Regions from separate parts of the Homo sapiens genome. Here region 2 is linked to region 1. A link is an interaction called in ENCODE POLR2A ChIA-PET data of the cell type or tissue named here. Cell type or tissue: Panc1. All regions are shown on one strand. Links, peaks and the distances in the headings refer to the core of each region. The heading gives the core; the rest is flanking DNA.

What was found. Peaks named below come from ENCODE experiments on the same cell type or tissue, not always from the same donor. Only the 100,000 strongest peaks of a DNase experiment are listed, where the experiment ranks them.
Region 2: POLR2A ChIA-PET joins it to region 1 with 19 read pairs; 6 of 35 experiments call an interaction of 5 or more read pairs at or near these places.

What each region holds. Positions count from the first base shown.
Region 1 is chr19:35,482,145-35,493,615 of GRCh38, forward strand. It overlaps KRTDAP (keratinocyte differentiation associated protein), which reads right to left and starts at 8,320. Exons shown (of 6, transcript NM_207392.3): 1 at 8,212-8,320; 2 at 6,658-6,696; 3 at 6,518-6,559; 4 at 6,297-6,341; 5 at 5,568-5,615; 6 at 5,180-5,322. The coding sequence starts at 8,298. The coding sequence ends at 5,284. RefSeq lists a silencer at 2,585-2,674. In Panc1, for the core only: no CTCF peak of the experiment used is centred there; no DNase peak of the experiment used is centred there; H3K27me3 peaks cover 1,474 bases.
Region 2 is chr19:35,398,983-35,410,453 of GRCh38, forward strand. It overlaps LINC01531 (long intergenic non-protein coding RNA 1531), which reads left to right and starts at 6,625. Exons shown (of 5, transcript NR_040046.1): 1 at 6,625-6,699; 2 at 7,603-10,169; 3 at 10,304-10,490. In Panc1, for the core only: no CTCF peak of the experiment used is centred there; a DNase peak (open chromatin) is centred at 6,425; H3K27me3 peaks cover 207 bases.

The sequences.
Region 1 (11,471 bases), core at 1,509-9,508:
CTGGTCTCGAACTCTTGACCTCAGGTGATCCACCTGCCTCGGCCTCCCAAAGTGCTAGGATTACAGGCATGAGCCACTGTGCCTGGCCTCTTTTGTTAATGTAATTAGCATGCCACAGCCACTGAACCTAAGACAGTAGAAAAAAATGTTTTTTTCCTTCCCTACAGATGCTAGCCTACATTCATTATTTTATTAAATTTTGAAAAACGAAAATATTCTATTATTTCTTTTGCATTTATTAGTTTCAAATTCTCGTATAAAGAAAAATTGTGCCAGCTGGGCATGGTGGCGCATGCCTGTAATTTCAACACTTTGGGAGGCCAAGGCCAGAGGATCACTTGAGGTCAGGAGTTGAAGACCACCCTGGGCAACATAGCAAGACACCCATCCTACAAAAAATTTAAAAATATACCAGGTGTGGTGGCTTGTGCCTGTAGTTCCAACTACTCAGGAGGCTGAGGCAGGAGGATTGCTTGAGCCAGGGAGGTGAAGGCTGCCTCCAGCCAAGATCATGCCACTGCACTCCAGCCTCGGTGAAAGAGCAAGACGCTGTCTCAAAAAAAAAAAAAAAAAAAAAAGAGAGAGAGAGAGAAACTGTTTACCCTGAAGTATATAGTTCATAGAGGAAAGTAAGGATGAATCCTTGATTCATTTCCTTTATTTACCAGTTTTTTAAATGAGTTGATTCCCAGAAGCCTCCCAAAGTAATCACTTAGTTTGGCTTTGGTTTTTAGTCCCTTTATGTCCTGGCTGAGTATGACAGGGACTTTTTTTTTTTTTAAGTTCATTTATGAATGCCAAATTCAAAGTTACTTTCCCCAGTTTTCTTACCCTGGTGCAAAACTATCTCCTCCCTTCTGTCAGATTTAAACATATCGTTCTAAGGTATCTAGTGCCTTCTCCCTGGATGCTTCCTTTATCGTAAGTATCAACTGGATCATAACTCCTTGAAGGCCTTCTGCATAGCACTCAACATCATGCCCAAGGCCGTGCTTCTCAAACGTTATTCCACATGTGAATCATCCAGGGGCAGGGGTCTTGTTAAAATTCTGATGCATTAGCTCTGGGTGAGCAGAGCTTCTGCATTTCTAGCAAGCAAGCACCAAGTGATGCTGATGCCGCTGGCTCGGGGACCACACTCTGAGTAGCAAAAGGGTGTGGTAAATGTGAGAAATCAGTTTCATTCATTCAGTTAAGAGGCACCTACTCTGGGTCACTGCATGGACTAGGCCCTACCACTTTACAGTGCAAAGCGTTTTTTTGGTGTTTGTTTGCTTTACTAGAAAGTTTTGATTTTAATTTATTCTTTTGAATATGTAATTTGCACATGGTAAAACATTTTTGTTCATAAAATCCAAAAGGGTACACAGTGAAAGTATCTAACTTTTCAAAAGTTATCACTGTTACTTCTCAAGTTTTATTCCAGATAATAGCAGATAATATGCAGATAATAGCATATATTTGTACCATATCTTTATTTTAACCACATGGCAGCATAATGATCTGCCACTTTCTTTTTTTCATTTTACTCTATCTTGGAGATTGTTTCATAGCTCAGTGTATATCTCTACATCCTGTTGAACAGATGGTATAGTATCCACACAAGATTCATTTGTTGGCCAGGCATGGTGGTTCACACCTGTAATCCCTGCACTTTGGGAGTCCAGTGCAGGCGGATCACCTGAAGTCAGGAGTTCAAGACCAGCCTGGCTGACGTGGCAAAACCCCATCTCTACTAAAAATACAAAAATTAGCCGGACATGGTGGCGGGCACCCATGTAGAAGATGTAATTCCATCTTCTCAGGAGGCTGAGGCAGGAGAATCGTTTGAACCTGGGAAGCAGAGGTTGTGGTGAGCCAAGATTGCACCACTGCACTCCAGCCTGAGCAACAGAGTGAAACTCCGTCTCAAAAAAAAAAAATGCATTTGTTATTGTTTTTATAAAGTATAAAATGAAGAGTGACTACTTCCTGCCTTTTATTAAATAAAGGTTATTTAATAAGATTTGCTTATGCAGATTCAAGTCTCCAGTGTTGAGTTATCTCCTCTACCTGATGGGAAATGTACAGGTCATCCCCAGGGAGAACAGGTGCTATGTCTTCCATTCTTTGAATCCTCTGAATGGCCTGACCCATGTTTGTGCATTTTGTCAATTTCACATGATCTAGCTAGTATACATCTGTCACTCATGTGCACAGCTTGTCTACACTTCACTTTGTCTTTTTCTTTTTGGTTCAGATTGCAGTCTCTCTAGACTCCAATTGTTTCTTGACTGTGTATTCTGTCAGCACTTGCAAATTGATCTGGTGTTCTCTGGCTTTAATAATATGTTATTGTGAAATACAACATGCATAGGTGTGCATAAAATGTACATATTTAAAGAAGAAATGAAACATGATATAGAAGTGGCTTCTGTCACACACCGTCCCCCCTTATCTCCTATGTGCCACTCTCCTATCACATGGGATCTCTCCATCTAAGGGGCAACTACTATCCTGATTCTGGGTTAATCTTAAGTTCTCTGACGTTCCTTTTTGAAGTGGTTCTCAGACTTTAGTGAATCAGACTTGCTTAGAGGGCTTGTCAAAACACAGATTGCTGGGCCCCACCCCTGGTTTCGCACTTAGTAGATCTGAAGTGGGGCCCAAGAATTTGCATTTCTTTTCAGTTCCCAGGGGATCCTGGTGCTGCCAGCGTGGGGACCACACTTTGAGAACTACCGCCTTATCTCAGAGATACTCTTAACTTGTGTATCGTGACTCCTAGTCCCCTGGGGATGCTTTACTCCTCCCCTAAAACCTAGTCACTCGATGGGTGTCCCTTAAGCACCTCCCCTCTTCTTCCTGTACTCCATTTCCTATCACCTAGTTTGTGAGTGCACAATCTTCACTAAGTATTTCAACTGATTGTGGCATTTCACCAGTGTCCATAGTTTTCTTCTCTGTTGGTTATTCCATTTATAGCTTTCCTCTCCTTTGTGTGTATTGGAAGGAAGAGCATAAGCAACTTTTTTTTTTTTTTTGACAGAGTCTTGCTCTCTCACCGAGGCTGGAGTGTAGTGGTACAATTTTGGCTCACTGCAACCTCCGCCTTCCGGATTCAAGCGATTCTCGTGCCTCAGCCTCCTGAGTAGCTGGGATTACAGACATGCATCACCACACCCGGCTCAGTTTTGTATTTTTAGTAGAGATGGGGTTTCACCATGTTGGCTAGGCTGGTCTCGAACTCCTGACCTCATGTGATCCGCCCACCTAATTTTGTGTTTTTAGTAGAGATGGGGTTTTGCCATGTTACCCAGGCTGGTCTCAAACTCCTGACCTCAAGGGATACACCCACCTTGGCCTCCCAAAGTGCTGGGATTACAGGTGTGAGCCACCGTGCCCGGCCAGGAACATTTACATGTCTCATTCACCTGGTCTGTAAGCGCCTTGAAAGTAGGAACCAAGTTTAATTTCCCTTGTAGTCCACTTCCTCGATTAAACTGCAGTTGATGGTTTACAAACGCAGTTGCTTATAAAGGCCAAAGGCAATGTAAACAAGTGAAGCTTGCCAAGTAGAAAGTTCCCTGGAAGCCATGTCCTGTGTAAAGAGGGCAGCTGCTACTTGGCTTTAAGCCAGTCGCAGGTCCACTGTTCTCTAATCTTCCCAGTTTTCAAGAGAAACCAGAAACAATTCCAACTAGTTTAGTATTTTAAGTACACAAATTGGGTCAGAGAAAATACATCTACAGGAAGCAAAACTAAATCCATTTCATGTTTCAAGATCTTTGCAGTGGATGGATGGATGGATGGATGGATGGATGGATGGATGGATGGATGGATGGATGGGTGGGTGGATGGGTGGATGGGTGGGTGGATGGCTGGGTGGATGGATGGATGCGCGAGTGAATGAGTGAATCTGGATCATTGCGGCTGCTCTCTGGTTGAAACTGGGGGAGTAGAGATACACTATCTACTATATGCCTGGCCGTGTGCAAGGGGCTTTATATACTTATGTCATTTGACCTTCATAACAACACCACAGAGTGGTTATCATTCTTATTTATCTCCATACTCATTTCACGGATAAAGAAACAGAGGCTTAGGAAGACTCAAGGTCACGCTGCTAGTTTTCTTTATTTAGAGCCCACCTAATTCCAAAAAAAAAAAGGATTTCAGATGGGCTCATGTGATTGAAGCTGGGTCCTGAACTTTGGATTTCAGATAGCTCTGTTACACAAAATCGCCACTACAAAGGGAATCAGGTTTTCAGAAGGTAGGTAAGGGGGAATGCCAACAGGTCAGGGAGTAGGTTTGATTTGTGAAAGGAAAATAAAAACTTGGGACCCCAATTCACTCTGTCGAAAGGAAAAAAGATAAGCCGAAAGCTGAGACATGCCAGAAGCTGCCTTTCCTTTTGTTCCTAAACAGATAGCTACAGGTAAAAGGTTAACTATCTCAACAGATAGCTATTCTATGTTCACCATATCTTATGTAAACTGCTGGATTTACTGAGCATGAGACAAATATATAATGGACTATTCCCCTACCTGCTCCTTTTCTCTTATAACATGTGGATTCAGTGATGTGACCATTCCCTCCCTCTTTCCCCGCTTTTCCCCTTTAAATACTGAAGCTCTCAAAATCATCTTTGGAGAAAGGCACAGACCACAGACTGTTCCTCTGATTCTGTATTTTTTTCTCCCCGGCATTGTCCTTAACCTTGGCAAAATAAACTTCTCAATTGATTGAGACCTGTCTCAGATACTTTTTGGGTTACAAATTGGCAACCCGTGAATGGCCTCTGAATGGAGGTGGCCCTGACCTCTGACAAATCTATCGTTGCTTGGTACTGGTTTGAGCTGTCTTTATTGCTCAAACCAACAGGACAGTTTTCTGGGTCCAGGAGCTCCCCCTTAAGAGAATGAGACCTGTCTCAGATACCTTTTGGTTTAGAGATTCCCTGAGCATCTTACTAAGCAAGTCATAGCTTCATGCTCCTCAAGGATCCCAGCCAACACTAAGGAGCTAAGACACAAGGGGGTCTCTTGCCATCTTGGTGTGTCCTTTCTATTTCCTCCTGTCTCCCTACTTACTCTCCTCTTGGAAGTCAAGATTTCTACCTATCAGCCTTGGGGCTCATTCCATCTTAATTCCTTTGTAAAGCCCAGTAGGAGGACAGAGACGCAGATACAGGAGCTGTTGGATGGAAAATGTTTTATTGGAGTTCCTGAGGCAGGAAAGAGTTATGGTAGGTTGAGAATCAGCGCTCACGCTAGCCCCCTCTTCCAGTGGAGGTCATGGTCACTGGGCATCAGGAGTTGCGCTCCTCAGTCCTTTCAGCTAGAGGGAGAGGGGTCAGGGTTAGATGGGGAACCCGTGGGTGCCCAGTATAGGATGGCATGGATGGAAAGGAATTTCTGCCTCGGTGTGAGTTCCCGTTCTCCTCTATATGTAGTAGCTAAGACCTCCCTTCAGTTTGGTGAGAAGGCTGATCCTCCTTTCCCTGTCCCCACTCTCTCTCCCATATCTTCTGCTTCTTCCCTTACCCCCAAGCTCCATACCCTCCTAATGCCCACACCTCTTACCTTAGGAAAGGCATCCCAGTTGAGGAAAGGAAGTTTCCTTTTGATAGACTAAAAGAAAGAAAGAGAAAGAGAGTGATGTGTTGCAGGTCAGCCGGGCATGGATGGGTAAGCATTCCCTTAATGAACTCCCACAGTAACCATAGTAACAATAATGTCATTATTTTGTCATTACTTTATCAAGAGCTAATATTTCCTGAGGCCTTAGTCTGTGTCTGCCTTGCACGGGCTGCTCTACAAGCATGATTTCAGTGGGTTTTTACAGCAACCTTTTGTGGTGGGAATTGTCATCATCCCCACATCACAGAGGAAGCGGAGGCCGAGGGAGCTGAAGGCGTTCGCATGAGGCCATGTGAGAAGTCAGTGCAGAGTCAGGAGACGCGGGCCCCAGCTCTGTCGCTGACTTTGCCTTCTAAGTGCGGGTGGGCCTCAGTTTTTCCATAGAGGATGAGGGGATTCAAATAAAATCTTGACCGATTAGCCTCTTCCTCTTCTGCAATTGTCCTTGGGGCCCTGCTCCTCCACCACCATCTTAGGAAAACACGGGTAGCCAGGACTGGCGCCGGGGGAAGCTTTCTTCCGTTGACAGCCCATTGGGCAGCATCCAGGCAGGACAGTCACTCCCTCCCAGAGATCAGGAACCAACCCATACATTTAAAGCCAAAATGTGTGGCCACTACCCTGGGATGACTGCAGACAACCGAGGAGGGCAAGGGGCGCCGGAGCACTCACCTCAAAGAGGGCGTGCCAGTTCAGGAACTCATCAGCCTTAAACGCCTGAGGAGGAAGAGAGACAGCAGAAGCAGGTCAGCTCCAGGGGAGGCCAGAGCTTAGCCCCCAGCCCTCTGGAGAAGGTGAAGGAACCGTGGCAGCTTTGCAAGCTCTCTACCAAGGCGTTTATCCCCTCTGTGATGAGGGTATTCGTGGGGGTAGCACCAGAGAAGCGTACTCACAGATCGCAATTTGTCGATGTTCAGGAACGGGGTGTTAAAGGCCTAGGCAGAAACGCAGGGTGTTAGGAAAGTTGCTAAGAAGCAAAAAGAGAGAGAGGACAGACTCGTGGCTGGAGGGCCGGGGAAAACAGACGGCTTACCTCGGGTCGTGACGCATAATTCTCAATGGTGCTTTCTTCCTGGAAAAGGAGAGGGAGAAAAGGCGGCAGGGGGTCACGTGATGCCAGGGCCCTTGCCCACATCCCTGTCTGCCAGCTCTGCCTTCATCCACAGCCCAGTCCCCGAAAGAACGCAACCCATTCCCCACCATGGTCTCCGTTCCAGTCGCGCACATGGTTGGCGGATGTGCAGGGTGAGGAGGGGGAATTGGAGAATGGTACATGTAAGCAGTGTCACCATGGGCAGCAGGCAGAAAGCCTGGAGCCGAGCATTCCTCTCCGGAAAAGCTAGCTAGTGCTGTCCTGCAGTTGACTTAAGTCTAAGAGGTGGGGTGTTCTGGAGACACCCACGCTCAGTCCGTATAGCTGGATGGGAAAGATTTGCGAGCAGGTGGGAGCCCAGCTGCTGAGGTGACCCGCCTGCCTCTCACTGATCGAGGTTGCTTTGCTTTGTGGATTTATTGCCACCACTGTTGGAGGTTCCATAATCCCCCTCCATGGGGACCCCACCCCAGGCCTCAGTGTGTCCCATCGTGTCTTCCCCATGACAGAGCCCAACACGGAGCCCGCAGGCTGGATCCAGATGCTTAGATCTCATAAAAATTTGGTCATTTGTTTTTTGGTTTGAATTAGACATTTTGAATTAGTAAGAATTCATAAATTCATCCAGATTTCTAGTTTCCCCTGAAAAATGTAAAACTCTAGGCACATCTTCCCAATCCATGGCGTCAGGTGGGGTGAAAGCTGCCCTTTCAGACTGGGAAAGTTGGCCCCATTTCACCTCAGGCCCTGACAGCCCCCCCAGCTCAGTGACACCACTGGCTTGGTCCTTAGCAGCTGAGCCTGTGCCCCTGTCTTAGACTTTTAAATCCGGAATAGGCATCAGGATTCCTCTCTGGCTGAGGACTGGATGGTAAAGATTCTCACTGTGGCCTATGCTCCAGAGACAGCAGGGAGCCACCCGTCACCTGGGCACCACTCCCAGGGGCACAAATGAAGCAAAGAGGAGCTAAGCAGGGGTGTCTCCAGAACACCCCAGCCCCACTCCTCTTTGAGTTAAGTCAGCTGCAGGCAGAACTAGCTAGTTTTTTGCTTTGCTTCACCCTCTCCACCTGCTGCCCATGTGGATGCAGGCCTGGGTTTGGAGCTGCTCTGCCTCACATTGCCGTTCTCCAGTTCCCCCTCTTCCCCTGCACGTCCCCAGGCATGTGTGCAGCTGGAACGGAATGGGTGAACACTCTTGAGAGCCCATGGTGGAGATAGTCTGAACCCAGACCACCCACTCAGTCCCAAGGTTCAGTACACGAGCCTCCCCAACACACTTCACCATCCCTTCCAGAAAGAGGAGCATCTCTGTCCCAAATGTCTCCCCAGGGATGCTCTGTTCCCTCCTCCCTTCCTCAGAGCCCCAGTTTCTTCAGCCCCCATCAGAATCCAAAACTAAGAGCCACTTATCCAGGAATGGACAGGAGGTAGAGAGATGGAGGGGTAGGTGGGTAACACGTATAAGAATAAAAATGCAGGTGACGTGCTCACCTCAGGACCACCCAGGGTGGCTCCCTGGGCAGAGTGGAGCACCAGGAGGGAGAGGAGCACCACGGCAGGAAGGACCGGGATCTTCATGGCGTCAAGTTTGGGGTGCTCTGAGGCGGGGCCTCAGTGCTTGCTCTTTATATTGCCAAGGAGGCAGATGAGCACAGAAATGGGGTCCCCACCCCACTGACTCACCCCCAGATCTTGTCGCCCACCCCCGGGGCTCTGGGAGGGGGAGGCATGGACTGTTCCTCATTTGCCTCGGATTTCTCAATTCGCATTCTGCCCCAGGCACGTGGAAGGTAACACTGCAATGGGTCTCTTCATGCAGATGGGGCTGGGACAGAGACAGGTTGGACCTGTCCCTCCAAGGGATTGGCAGTGGTACCCAAGCAACCTCTCCTTTTGTCTTTGTCTCTTTTCGTTATATCCCTCATTCCTCTCTTAGAATTCAGGCTTTTTCTTTTCTTTTCTTTTCTTTTTTTTTGACAGGCTCTCACTCGTTGCCCAGACTGGAGTGCAGTGGTGTGATCACAGCTCACTGCAGCCTTGACCTCCCAGGCTCAAGCAATCCTCCCACCTCAGTCTCCCTAGTAGCTGGGACTAGAGGCACGCATCACCTCACCTAGCTAACTTTTTTATTTTCTTGTAGAGATGTTGCAGCTTTTTTTTTTTTTAATTTTCTCGTAGAGATGAAAATGTCTCGCCATGTTGCCCAAGCTGGCCTCAAACTCCTGGACTCAAGGGGTCCGCCTGCCTTGACCTCCCAAAGGACTATAGGTGTGAGCCTGCGCTCCATGCTCATTCAGGCCTTTTCTTCCACCCTACCAAAATCTATGTAAACTCTTTAGCTTGGCATTGAAGGTGGTCCATGCTCTGAACTCAACCCACCTTTATAACTTCTTCCTTTACTAGCTTTGTACATACCTCACATTCTGGCCAAATTAGACCCCTTACCAACTATATCCTTCTTTTTCCCTCTTCAAAGCATCCGGCCATGCTGTTCCTTATTCCTAACATGGCCTTCTCTCATCTCCAGTTCTCAGAACCCAACACTCATCTTGGATGAAGCTTCCCAGATTTTTCCTGCAATGCCCAGTCCTTCTCTCCACACCTTTCCTTTCACAGAATTCCCATATTCATTCGTTTGTATGTCTCTGGCATTGTATCTAAGTAAGTCATGTTCTCGCCTTGTTTCCCTTTTAGAGTATCAAGTTCCTTGAGGTCAGGAGCTGTATCTTGATCAGCTTTACATCCCCCTAGAACCATGGCTCACACAGAACCCAGGTAGAGTCAGCATTGGTCAGATATGATACGTTAGACTTAGTATTCAGGCATCCTTCAGCCACAGTGTACATTTTCCTTTCATGGGGCTGAACCTTTCCATTTTCCAACTGCCCGTCTTTTACTCTTGGGTCTTCAGAGAAATGACTGTCTTGAGCTAAGATGACAAGGAACAGGGAACAAAAAACAGCTCTTAGGGTGCCCAGTTGGAGATGGGATCCAGGTACCCTGAACCTGGAGTGCCCACTCCATGTCATTGCCCTAACCCACCTTGCCCCACCCCCAGTTTGGAAGTTGGATCACCTCACTGTGACACAATGTCCTAGTCAAGCAGCCTTCTCCACAGTGAGGTTCAGGTGGCCAAACCGGCTCCTGCTGTAACAGGGAGGGGCTGGGACATGGACCGGCGCTGTCAGGGAAAAGCAAGACCTTATCAACACAACCTGATGCAATGCACGGTGGCGGTGGCCCTGGGTGGGAGGGCTGGACGGCATCCATGAACAACCTTTACGAACCCCAGAAGCTGGGCACCTCAGCTCCATCCTCACGCTGCCCCCACACCCCAGTCCCAGACATCCTCTTCAGCCTCCTCTGATTTTATAATGGCAGCTTCCCCTTTGCAGAGCTACCTGAGGGAACACTGCTTAGAGAACACTCCCTTAGCCCAGATGGCCACACAGTAGTGGATGTCACAGAGTTGGTGCTCCTGGAGGGGACGAGTTAGAGAATGACTGAGGTGGGTGGAGCACCTCCCAAAAGGTTTTCTGGAGGACACAAGTTCTGTGTAATGAATCCTTGCTAATTAACGAACAGTGACTGAAAAAGCTCATTAGCCACCATTCCATCCGCATAGGGTCGACTCCAGGGAGTGAAGAATCAGACAAAAGAGAACTGATGTTGTATAACCAGCTACGATTTGACAGGCGGGTGAGGGGACCCAGTGCCAGTTTTGGCCTGGGTGATCTAGAGCATCGGTCAATCCAACGCTGTCTTCTGTTTTGCTCTAGAGTCTAATCTGTGATTTTCCTTTGACAATAAATTGCCCTCCCTATGTTTTCCTCTCCACCCGATGGTATTGATAACAATGTTAGCTGAGTTACTGAGGCTTACTATATGGCAGACCTTGTACTAAGTGCTCCAAATACGCGATCTCATTGAAATGTCCCAGTGATTCTGACACAGGTGGGTACTATAATTATTCACATTCTATAGGCGGGGGAACCACAGCATATAGAGGTTAAATAACTCACCCCAGGTCACACAGCCAGAATGTGACAGGACCAGCATTAGAACGCTGGGCTTCCAGAGCCTGAACCTATATTGCTCCTCTCTATGCTGGACAGGCTATGTTACAGCACATGTAACACCCTGTGTGAATTAGACCCATGTCCTGAGAGTGGGGGGCAGACTGCATCGAACCCCCACAGGTCCCCTTTACAGTGTCCATTGTGGTGCATAGCCTGCACCATCAGAGGTGGCAGCCCCAAGCATAGGTGCATTCATTTAAATGAATCAAACTGCACACTCTTGACAAAATGAAAACGAAGAATGAAGGTTAGTGGCATCAGCCCCCGAATGAACCTGTGATTGCCTCCGTTTCCAGATGCCTCCAGTAGTATAATCATCTTGCCACACCAAGTATGTGTTTACAGATAGGGTTCCGTTTCTGGATCTAGTGTTCAACATTCTGCTGTTTAAAAATAGGTACTTTTTGTATCATACCTCTAAACACAGGCCAACTGCTTTGTGTGCTCAACCAAAGAAATTCTCTTCCTATGCTGGAAAAAAAGCTGTCTGTGTTGGACTCATGATTTGTTTCCACTTGGCATCTTCCTGGCACCTTCTGAGGGTAGTTTTTTGGGGTTTTGTTTGTTTGTTGTTTTTTGTTTTTGAGACAGAGTCTTGCTCTGTTGCCCAGGCTAGAGTGCAGTGGTATGATCTCGGCTCACTGCAACCTCCACCTCCCAGGAGGAGTGATT
Region 2 (11,471 bases), core at 2,387-10,386, 82 kb before region 1:
ATGGCCAAACCCCGTCTCTACTAAAAATACAAAAATTAGCTGGGCGTGGTGGAGTGCGCCTGTAGTCCCAGTTACTCTGGAGGCTGACGTGGGAGGATGGCTTGAACTCGGGAGGCAGAGGGTGCAGTGAGCTGAGATCACACCACTGCACTCCAGCCTGGGTGACATAGCAAGACTCTGTCTCCCAAAAAAAAAAAAAAAATCCTAAGCCCCCCCAGTGACTGAACAGACTCCCTCTTGGCCAAGGGGACCCCAGAAAAACCTTAAAACTTGAGTTCCTGGCCATGATAGGATGGGAGGTCAGACATGCCTCATTATACGTCTTTACCTTTTACAGTTCAGACACTGACCAGCATTCATGTTAAAATAGAGATCATAAGACTGACAGAACGGACCCTTTATGGAAGTAAGATACCAAATTATAAATAGAACTAAGGTCATGCCAGGCAAGTGGTAAGTCACGCACCTCTACACTTAAAGAATAACTTATGCTCTAACTGCCACGAGGCTTTTCTTTTTCTCTAGCAGATAAACAAGCACTGGCCTCAGGATAAGCAGTGTTGAAACATTTGGAAGCTCCTGCAGATGCTGAATAACTGACCTCCAGCCTCTGTTCCACCAGCCACAACTACAGCTTTGATTGGAGAAGAGACTGATTTCAGCCACTTTCTCCTGGTAAGAAGAACAGGGACTGGTCCTGGCTGGTTTACAGAGGTTGCTCACAGGTTGCCTTCCTGTCTTGAAAATACCTTTTGATATTTAGGGCCTAATTGTAATAACATTTAAATGCTAAGTCTCCACTCCAAGGTGAACATAGGTTGGTTTTTTGTTTATTTGTTTGTTTGTTTTTTGAGACAGAGTCTCATTTTGTCGCCCAGGCTGGAGTGCAGTGGCGTTATCTCTGCTCATTGCGTCCTCTGCCTCCCAAGTTCAAGTGATTCTCATGCCTCAGCCTCCCAAGCAGCTGGGACTACAGGCGCGCCCCTCCGCCTGGCTAAATTTTAGTAGAGACGGGTTTAGCCATGTTGGCCAGGCTGGTCCTAAACTCCTGGCCTCAAGTGATTTGCCCGCCTTGGCTTCCCAAAGTGCTGGGATTACAGGCGTGAGCTACTACACCTGGCCAACATAGGTTGTATGTTACATGCATATTTGTTCAATATGCATGTGTCATGACTACCTCATGAATATTCATAGCTTCTCCTGTAATCTGTTGAATATGTATGTTTAGCCAACCCATTCAGTATAAAACTCCTACCCCAAACCCTCTTCCTTCGAAGTACCTGTCTCTGGTCTTGGCCGAAGGCACACTTCCCAGCCTGTGGGACAGCCACCTTGCAGGCTGTAACCCTTTATAAGAAATAAAGTTTTCGTCAGGCATGGTGCTGTGTACCTGTAGTCTCAGCTACTCAGGAGGCTGAGGTGGGAGGACCACCTGAGCCTAGGAGGTTGTGGCTGCAGTGAGCTATGATTATGCCACTGTACTCCAGCCTGGGCAACACAGTGAGATCCTGTGAAACAAAGGAAAGAAAAAAGAAGGAAGGAGGGAAGGAAGGAAGGAAGAGAAAGAGAGAGAGAAAAGAAAAGAAAGAGAGAGACAGAAAGAAGAAGGAAAAGAAAGAGAGAAAGGAAGGAAGGAAGAAAGAAAGAGAGAGAGAAAGAAAAAGAAAGAAAGAGAAAGAAAGGGAGAGAAAGGAAAGAAGGAAGGGAAGGAGGGAGGGAGGAAGGGAGGGAGGGACGGGAAAGAAAAGAGAGGAAGGAAGGAAGAAAGGAAGGAAGAAGGGGAGGGAGAGAGAAAGAAAGAAGGGGAGAACAGAAGAGAAAGAAAGAAAGAGAAAAAGAAAATCAGAGTCTCCTCCCCTTTTCTACATGTATAAATTCTGTGAGTTTTAAGTAATCACTATTCATCAATCTCTGGCCCATCTTGCTGCAATGGTCAGCTCCATGGAGCCAGGCCTTGTCTACCGCTGAATCCCCAGCACCGGCGAGTGCTGTGATGGGGGCTACTCAGGAAGTCCTCGCTGAATGGGTGTGGAGACGCATGGCCATCCTCATGCCTTGCTTTTTTCCGCTGAACAGTACATGTCAGGGCCTGATCTACATTGGCATACGTGGACCTGCCTCGTTCTTTGTAACAGGTGTGTGGGATTCCTACCATGTGGATGCTCCATGATCTTTATTTAACCAGAGCCTTTACTGATAGACAGGTTGCTCCCAATTTTTTATTATCACAAAACAAACAACAAACAAAAAAAAACCAGAAAAGTATATCCATACAGTAAATCTGTAGATATCAGCTTCTTGGATCAAATAATATGGAATGTTTCATTTTGGTTTTTTTGTTTTCTTTTGTTTTGTTTTGTTTCCTTTTTTTTCTCTATTTTTTTGACACGGAGTCTCTCTCTGTCACTCAGGCTGGAATGCAGTGGTGGAATCTCAGCTCACTTCAACTTCCTCCTCCCAGGTTCCAGCGATTCTCCTGCCTCAGCCTCCTGAGTAGCTGGGATTTCAGGTTTGCCCCACCACGTCTGGCTAATTTTTGTATTTTTAGTAGAGATGAGGTTTTGCCATGTTGGCCAGACTGGTCTTGAACTCCTGACCTCGAGTGATCTGCCCACCTCAGCCTCCCTAAGTTCTGGAATTACAGGCGTGAGCCACCATCCCCGGCCGGGGTGTTTCATTTTGAAAGATGTCATCAAATCGCAGTCCCCAGAGAAATCCCCAGAGAATCGCAGTCCCCAGAGTCACAGGGAGATGGGAGAAAAGAGAAGCAGATGAGGCCAGAGAGTGCTGCAGACAGAAGGCCCGTGGAGCAGAACTTGCAAGTTCTGGGAGGACTCTAGCTTTGATCAGAGAGGTGGGGAGCCTCTGTGGGGTTCTGAGTAGGGAAGAGACGTAGCCTACTTATGTTTTTATTTATTTATCTATTTTGAGACAGGGTCTCACTCTGTCACCCAGGCAGGAGTACAGTGGTGTAATCACGACTCACTGCAGCCTCAATCTCCTGGGCTCAAGTGATCCTCCCACCTTAGCCTCTTCAGTAGCTGGGACTACAGGCATGTGCCACCACACCTGGTTAATTTTTTTATTTTTTGTTGAGACAGGGTTTCACTATGTTGCCCAGGCTGGTCTTGAACTCCTGGGCTCAAGTGATCCTCCCGCCTTGGCCTCCCAAAGTTTTGGGATTACAGGTGTGAGCCACTGCACCCAGCCCTGCTTATGTTTTTATAAGACCATTCTGGCTGCTGCGTGGTGTGAAGTAGGGAACCAGAGAGCAGATGCTGCAGAGACACAGCTGAGAAAGTGCTGAGAGCCTGGACCAGGGCTGTGCTAAAAAGTGGCTGGATTGGGGAGCTATTCTGAAGACAGGGTGGAAAGGATTTGCTGATGGGGTAAAGAGAAGAATCAGAGATTTCTCAGGGCCTGAGCAACTGGAAGGATGGGGTGGCAGAGTCTGTGTAATTGGGGCCCTATTCCCAAGATGTTGGCACCATGGGCCTGTAGGGGCAGCAGCTGGTGGAGGGGAGGCATCTGGGAAACTTCCCTTTCCCACCAGATAGGGTTTCCTGATGTTAGCCTGTCAGGGTGGTTTCAAAACAGGTACAGCTGGGCTGCAGCAGGTTGAACTGTAAGGAAGGGCCAGCCTACAGGCAAATGAGGGCAGTGGCTAACTCAAATCCTGTCCCCCGGCTAGGCCCACACTCTTCCTTTCCCTCCATTTCCCCTGTTGGTGCATGCTGGTGACCAGGTGCCCAGGTGCCCATACAGCTGGAGACATCTGCATTCCCTTGCTTTTTTTTTTTTTCCTTTTTCTTTTTTCTTTTTGAGACTGAGTCGCTCACTCTGTCGCCCAGGCTGGAGTGCAGTGGTGCAATCTCAGCTCACTGCAACCTCCGCCTCCTGGGTTCGAGCAATTCTTCTGCCTCAGCCTGCTGGGTAGATGGGATTACAGGTGCCAGCCATCACACCTGGCTAATCTTTATATTTTTAGCAGACATGGGGTTTCAGCGTGTTGGCAAGGCTGGTCTGGAACTCCTGACCTCAAGTGACCTGCCGCCTCAGCCTCCCAAAGTGCTGGGATTACAGCACTTTGGCATGAGCCACTGGGCCCAGCTTTTTTTTTTTTTTTTTAAAGAAATGGAGTCTGGCTCTGTCGCCCAGGCTGGAGTGCAATGGCGTGATTGCAGCTCACTACAGCCTGGAACTCCTGGGCTTAAGCAGTCCTCCCACTTCAGCTTCCTGAGTAGTTGCAAATACAAGCATGCACCAGCACACTCAGCTAATTTTTTAATTTTTTTAGCGATGGGCTACCGCTATGTTGCCCAGGCTGGTCTCAAACAACTGAATTCAAGCAATCCTTCTGCTTTAGCCTCCCAAAGTGCTGGGATTTCCAGCATGAGCCACCACATCTGGCCCCCTTTCATCTTAAAATGCTTCCCATTCTGTTTTGGGTGCCCCATATCTGACCTTTACCCTATCTGTCATTGCGGGATGCTGACAAGGACAGTGTGGCTCAATGTGGGTTTCTGTTGTCAAGATACCACAAGGGCATGGAACCAGAAGGGGGCTGTCAGTTTCTGACTGGCTGCAGCAGCTTATCAGAACGTATCACAGATCAGGAGAGGACGATATGATCAACGGATGAGGTAACCATCAGCTGAGGGCAAACAGCTCCTAACTAAAGTCAGCACTTTACAGCTGGCTCCAGTGCACTCTCCCTGTGGCTGCAGGCAGAGCAGCCAGGGCCCCTCCTCCAGCCTCCTCCCACCTCAGAGCTTCAGAGCTTCAGACATCCTTGGTGCTGAGGCCTAGGTTCCATGAGGTCAAAGGGAGAATTCAGGCCGGGCACAGTGGCTCACGCCTGTAATTCCAACACTTTGGGAGGCCAAGGTGGGTTGATCACCTGAGCTCAGGAGTTCGAGACCAGCCTGACCAATATGGTGAAACCTCATCTCTACTAAAAATACAAAAATTAGCCAGGTGTGGTGGTGAGTGCCTGTAATCCCAGCTACTCAGGAGGCTGAGTCAGGAGAATGGCGTGAACCCAGGAGAATGGAGGTTGCAGTGAGCCGAGATCGCCTCTGCACTCCAGCCTGGGCAACAGAGTGAGACTCTGTCTCAAAAAAAAAAAAAAAAGGAGAATTCAGACTAAGCTGTTTTGCAGCATCCCAAGGCTGTGTTGACCTCACGTACAGCTGCATCATGGGAGTGGGCGGTGCGACATCTCAAGTCCAACTCAACCGAGCCATGGTTCAGGCTAAGTTCCCGCTGGTGCCCCTACCTGGAACGCTCTTCAGATAGTGGCTCCTTCTCACCCATTCAAATGTCCCAGGCCTTTCCTGACAGGCCCTGCCCATCTCTCTCTCTCTCTCTCTCAATTTCCCTGCTTGCTTTTTGTTGTTGTTGTTGTTGTTGTTTGATTTTTGGTCCTTTTTTTTTTTTTTTTTTGAGGCAGAGTCTTCCTCTGTCGCCCAGGCTGGAGTGCAGTGGCATGATCTCGGCTGACTGCAATCTCTGCCTCCCAGGTTAAGGTGATTCTCCTGCCCCAGTCTCCTGAGTAGCTGGGATTACCAGTGCCCGCCACCATACCTGGCTAATTTTTGTATTTTTAGTAGAGACAGAGTTTCACCATGTTGGCCAGGCTGGTCTCAAACTCCTGACCTCAAGTGATGTGCCCGCCTCAGCTTCCCAAAGTGCTGGGGTTACAGGCATGAACCCCACCACGCCTAGCCGATTTATTTTCTTTCCCTTTTTTTTCCCCCAGACAGGACCACTGGATTGGAGTGGTGCCATCATAGTTCATTTTAATTTCCAACTCCTAGGCTCAAGTGATCCTCCCGCCTCAGCCTCCTGAGTATCTAGGACTACAGGTGTGCACCACCATGCCTGGCTAATTTTTTATTTTTATCCTTTTTTGTAGAGACAGGGGATCTCACTATGTTGCCCAGGCTGGTCTCAAACACCCAGCCTTAAGCAATCCTCCTCCTGCCTCAGCCTCCTAAGTAGCTGGGATTATAGGTGTGAGCCACCATGCCTGACTTTTTATCTCACTTTTTGTAGAGACGGGGTATCGCTATGTTGACCAGGCTGGTTTTGAACTCCTGGCCTCAAGCAGTCCTCCTGCCTGGGCCTCCCAAAGCGTTGAGATCACAGACGTGAGCCACCTTGCCTGGCCTACTTCCTTTCTTCCTGTAAAATTGCCTTGTTGGTTTGTCTACTTGTTTTCTGTTCATCCTGTTCACTCTTGTCTCCAGCTCCTAGAACAGTACCTCACACAGAGTAACGGCTCCATGTGTTTTGTGACAGGGAAGCAGACAGTGTGGCTTGTTGGAGAGGAGCCACATACCCCCGCCCCCCGATTCATACATGGTGTGACTCAGCCCGAACCATTGCTCAGTTGAGTTGGATTTGAGATGATGCACTGCCCACTCCCGTGATACAGCTGTGTGTGAGGTCAGCACAGTCTTGGGGTGCTGCCAGACAACTTAGTTTGAATTCTCCCTTTGACTCATTGGAACCTAGACCTCAGCACCAAAGATGTCCCCATACCAGTAACCCGGGCAACAGAATGCAGATAAAGGACAGGAGACAAAAGGCGCAGGTTCTGACACATTCTTTGCTTGTGTCATCAGCTAGCAAGTATTCACAGGCACATCCAACCTCCATCCTTACATTCCACAAGGATTTGAGTGTCTGTTATAGGCAAGGGACAATGCTAGGTTTTTTTTTCTAAAAACAAACTTGGGGCTGGGCATGGTGGCTCACACTTGTAATCCTAGCACTTTGGGAGGCCAAAGCGGGTGGACTGCCTGAGCTCAAGAGTTCGACAACTCTTGGTAACATGGTGAAACCCCGTCTCTGCCAAAAATACAAAAAATTAGCCAGATGCAGTGGCGTGCACCTGTGGCCCAGCTTCTCGGGAGGCTGAGGTGTGAGGATCACTTGAGCCCGAAAGGTGAAGGCTGCAGTGGGCCGCGATTGCACCACTGAACTCTAGCCTGGGCAACAGAGTGGGACCCTGTCTCAAAACAACAACAACAAAATAAGAAAGAAAGAAAGAAAAAGCGGAAGTGAGAGATGGATGTGCGTGTAGTCGTGTGGGATAATTGCCCATGGGAAGGAAACAGAATTCAACCTCTTGGAATGTAGGGGGAGGAGGAAGCCTGAAAAAACTGTTCAAATTTGGATTCTGGGCTGAGCACAGTGGCTCACGCCTGTAATCCCAGCACTTTGGGAGGCAAGGCAGGCGGATCACTTGAGGTTCGGAGTTCGAGACTAGCCTGGCCAACATGGTGAAACCCTGTCTACAAAAAATACAAAAATTAGTCGGGCGTGGTGTTGCACACCTGTAATCCCACTACTTGGAAGGCTGGGGTAGGAGAATCACTTGAACTAGGGAGGCAGAGGTTGCAGTGAGCTGAGATCGCACCACTAAACTCCAGCCTGGGTGATAGAGCAAGACTCTGCCTCAAAAAAAAAAAAATTGGACTCTGGGTGAAATAAGTCTGTTGGGGACAAAATCTGGTGGGAGACCCAGAAGGTCAAGCTGCTTTAGAAAGAGCTCAACCACTGACTTTCCTCTTTTTGACCACATGACTCTTCCAGGTATAAAAGCCTGCCGTTGGTGGAAAAGGAAAAGGTGGTCCAGTTAGACAAGATGCCACCGGCTTCTGAAACCAGACATCTTTGAAAACCCACCCATCTACCTGCAGGAAAAGGCAAGGGACCTGACCTCGCCTGGGCTCAGGGAAGAGGTTGCTGGGATCATAACCCCAGGAAGAGACGGGATGGAAGGAGAGCATGCAGGGAGCAGAGGACAGGCTACTCTCCAAGGAGGAGAGGGAAGAGGCCACAGAAATGGAAAAGGGGCCAGGACAAGTCAGTGGAGAGATGGTCAGGGCCTGGCGAGGAGGAGCAGGACAAAAGCGGTGGAGCTCAGCCCCGTGGCGGCAGGGCCACTCCCATTCATCTGGTCCTCTACTTCTGAAGTTCTCGAATGCAGAATGAGATGTACAGATGGGCCAGCAGGTGATATGCTATCTGTCATAGGTTAAGGCCTCATTATTTTATTCATTTTTAAACTTTTTTTTTTTTGAGACAGGGTCTTGTTCTGTCGCCCAGGCTGGTTTGCAGTGGTGCCACCATGGTTCACTGTAACCTTGAAGCCCCTGGGCTCAAGTGATCCTCCTGCCTCAGCCTCCAGAGTAACGAGGACTACAGGTGCACACCGCCATGCCCAGCTAATTTCTTAACGTTTTGTAGAGAAAGGCTCTCACTGTGTTGCCCAGGCTGGTCTTGAACTCCTTGACTCAAGCAATCCTCCTGTCTTGGCTTCCCAAAGTGTTGGGATTACAGGTGTGAGCCACTGCTCCCAGCCACAAGTTTTATTTTAAATGTTTACCTTTCAATGATCACTTCGAGGAGATTTAAGCTTACTCTTTCTTTTTTTTTTTTCTTGAGATGGAGTCTTGCTGTGTCGTCCAGGCTGGAGTGCAGTGGTGCTATCTTGGCTCACTGCAACCTCTGCTTCCCAGGTTCAAGTGATTCTCCTACCTCAGCCTCCCGAGTAGCTGAGACTACAGGCATGTGCCACCACTCCCTACTAATTTTTGTATTTTTAGTAGAGTCGGGGTTTCACCATGTTAGCCAGGTTGGTCTCGAACTCCTGACCTAAAGTGATCTGCCTGCCTCAGCCTCCCAAAGTGCTGGGAGGCATGAGCCACCATGCCTGGCTCATTGTCTAGTTTTTACCAAGAAGATGATGAGATATGCCAGAGGGCTCCGTATCTGCTATGAGAACGTCCCCCAAGAGCAGCTGGCCGTGGTGCTGCAGCTGGAGCTGTGCTTGGAGCTCTTCTTCACCCCCATGGCGGTCACCACCTTCTGCCACTGGCACTTTGTGCAGATCATGCTCTCTGGCCCCAAGTGGGGACCTGGAGGTGCTGAAGAGCCAAGAGACTGGCTGCCGTGACCCTCTTCAACTTCCTGGTCTGCTTGGACCCTGTGCTTTGTCTCCCATGGTGGGTTCCCCCAGTGGAAGAGTCAAATTGGTGGGCAGGCGCAGTGTTGTTCAGTGCTCTCGATGCTGCATTGACCCCTTGATTTTCTTTGTTTTTGTTTTTATTTTGTTTTGTTTTGTTTTTGAGATGGAGTCTTGCTCTGTCACCCAGGCTGGAGTGCAGTGGTGTGATGATCTTGGCTCACTGCAACCTCCGCCTCCTGGGTTCTCCTGCCTCAGCCTCCCGGGTAGCTGGGATTACAGGCACCCACCACCACACCCGGCTAATTTTTGTATTTTTAGTAGAGACGAGGTTTCAACCCCTACTCAGGCTGGTGTCAAACTCCTGACCGCAAGTGATCTGCCCACCTTGGCCTCCCAAAGTGTTGCAATTACAGGCGTGAGCCACCATGCCCAGCCTAACCCCTTGATTTTCTGTTTCTCTTCCTCCACCGTGCGCAAAGCCTTTGACAGAGGGCCACGGAGGTGGCAGCACGGCGGGGGTCTCACTGTCTGGGTGGTGGTGAAAGCTCTGGAGAGCCAGCTGCAGAGAGAAGATGTGGATCTTAGGGACGGCCAATGTCACCTTCACAGGAGATTAGAGGCGCCAGCTTGGGGTAACCTTTTGGGGAAGGAGGGCTCAAAAAGAGGAACAATGAAACAGAACTAAGGTGAGTTCTCCTGTGCCCAGTTTCAGAGGTCAAGGAGAGTAGTAGATAGCTCAAACCCAACTCAGCCATTGAGTGAGTGTTTTCATTTTGTTCCTTGGGGTCTATGATATTTTCTATTTTCTTTTCTTTCCTTTTGTTTTGGTTTGTTTGTTTGTTTGGTTGGTTGGTTGGTTGGTTGGTTTTAGAGACAGGGTTTCCCTCTGTCACCCAGGCTGGAATGCAGTAGTGTGATCACATCACACTGCAGCTTCTAACTCATGGGTTCAAGCCATCCTCCTGCCTCAGCCTCCTGAGTAGCTGGGACTCCAGGTGCACGCCACCATGGCCGGCTAATTGTTTATTTTTTATAGAGACAGGGTTTCACTATGTTGGCCAGGATGTTCAACAACTTCTGCCTTCAAGCGATCTTCCCTCCTGGGCCTCCCCAAGTGCTGAGTTTACAAGCATCAGCCACCACACCCAGCCTATGACATTTTCTTCATTATGGCTGGTACTGCCTCATGGTAAGCCACAAGCCTTTTTATCTTGTAATATCAGAGTCTTGGAATTCTTTATCTTCCCTACTCTATATCTAGAAGACAGTAGCACTGACTTATCTGCTGCAGAGCTCTTAATTCTATCCTTGGCCCCGATTCAGAAAAGGGGGTTCCTCATGCTGGATCTGAACAACCCAGCACAGGCAAGTCTGGGGAGCAAGGCAGGAGCCTGCATGTGGACTCAAAGGACCGGCACCCGAAACAAAGCAGTGGCTGGCACAGGTGGACAAACCAGGCAAGAAAAGCAACTGTCCTTCGGAGCAGAGTCCACGTGATGGGAAGAAACAGGTCATGATACTTTTGAGTGGTTACATCCTACTGTGTTTGTGCCTTCTTTTTTCCTTTCTCAGTCTTGCCAAGAGACCCATTAATTTGTCTTTTCAGAAAACCAAGATCCTCTCCAGCATTTATCTTTGTTTTCTTGTTGCATTGATTTCTAATCTTATCTTTATTGTTTCCTTCCTTTTACTTTATTGAGTCTTCTCTGTTGCTCCTTTTCTAACATGTTAACTTGGATGCTCGTTCATTTTAGCCTTTCTTCTTTGCTAATGTAAGCATTTAGTGTGTTGGATAGATTTCCCTCTAAGAACAGCTTTAGTGGGATGTCACAAGTTTTGATTTGCAGCATTCTCATTATTTTGAGTTCTAAATAGGCTCCAAATTCCATGGGATTTTTTTATTTGACTCTTGACTTTGGAAATGTACCTTAATTTTCAAACACAGATGTTTCCCCCCTTTATCCTTTTGTTATTCATTTCTAACTACAGAGTATTGTTTCAATGGTATCAGTTCTTTGAAATTTGCTGAGAATTGTTTTTTGGCTTAGAATATAAACAGTATTCTAGTATTCCAGTAATGAAAAGAAGATAGATTCTGTAATTGTTGGGTGCTATGTTCTCTGTATATACCTTAGATCAAACTTGTTAATTTATGATGTTCAAATCTTCATAACCTTTATATACATTTTCATCTATTTAATCTATCAGTTATATGAAGAGGTGTGTTACATGCTCCTTCTATCATGGTAAATTTGCCTATTTCTCCTTGTAGTTCTGTCTCCCTGGTGAATTGAAACTTTCAAAATTCTTTCTGCCTTAACATTGATTTTGTCTGATATTAACAGAGCCACATCAACTTGGTTTTTGCTTATTATTTGCCAGTCCATCTCTGTCCATCCTTCTACATTCAACCTTGCTATATCTTTATGTTTTAAATGTGCTTTTCCTAAGCAGTGTATAGAGTGGTTGGATTTTTTTGTAATCTGGTCTG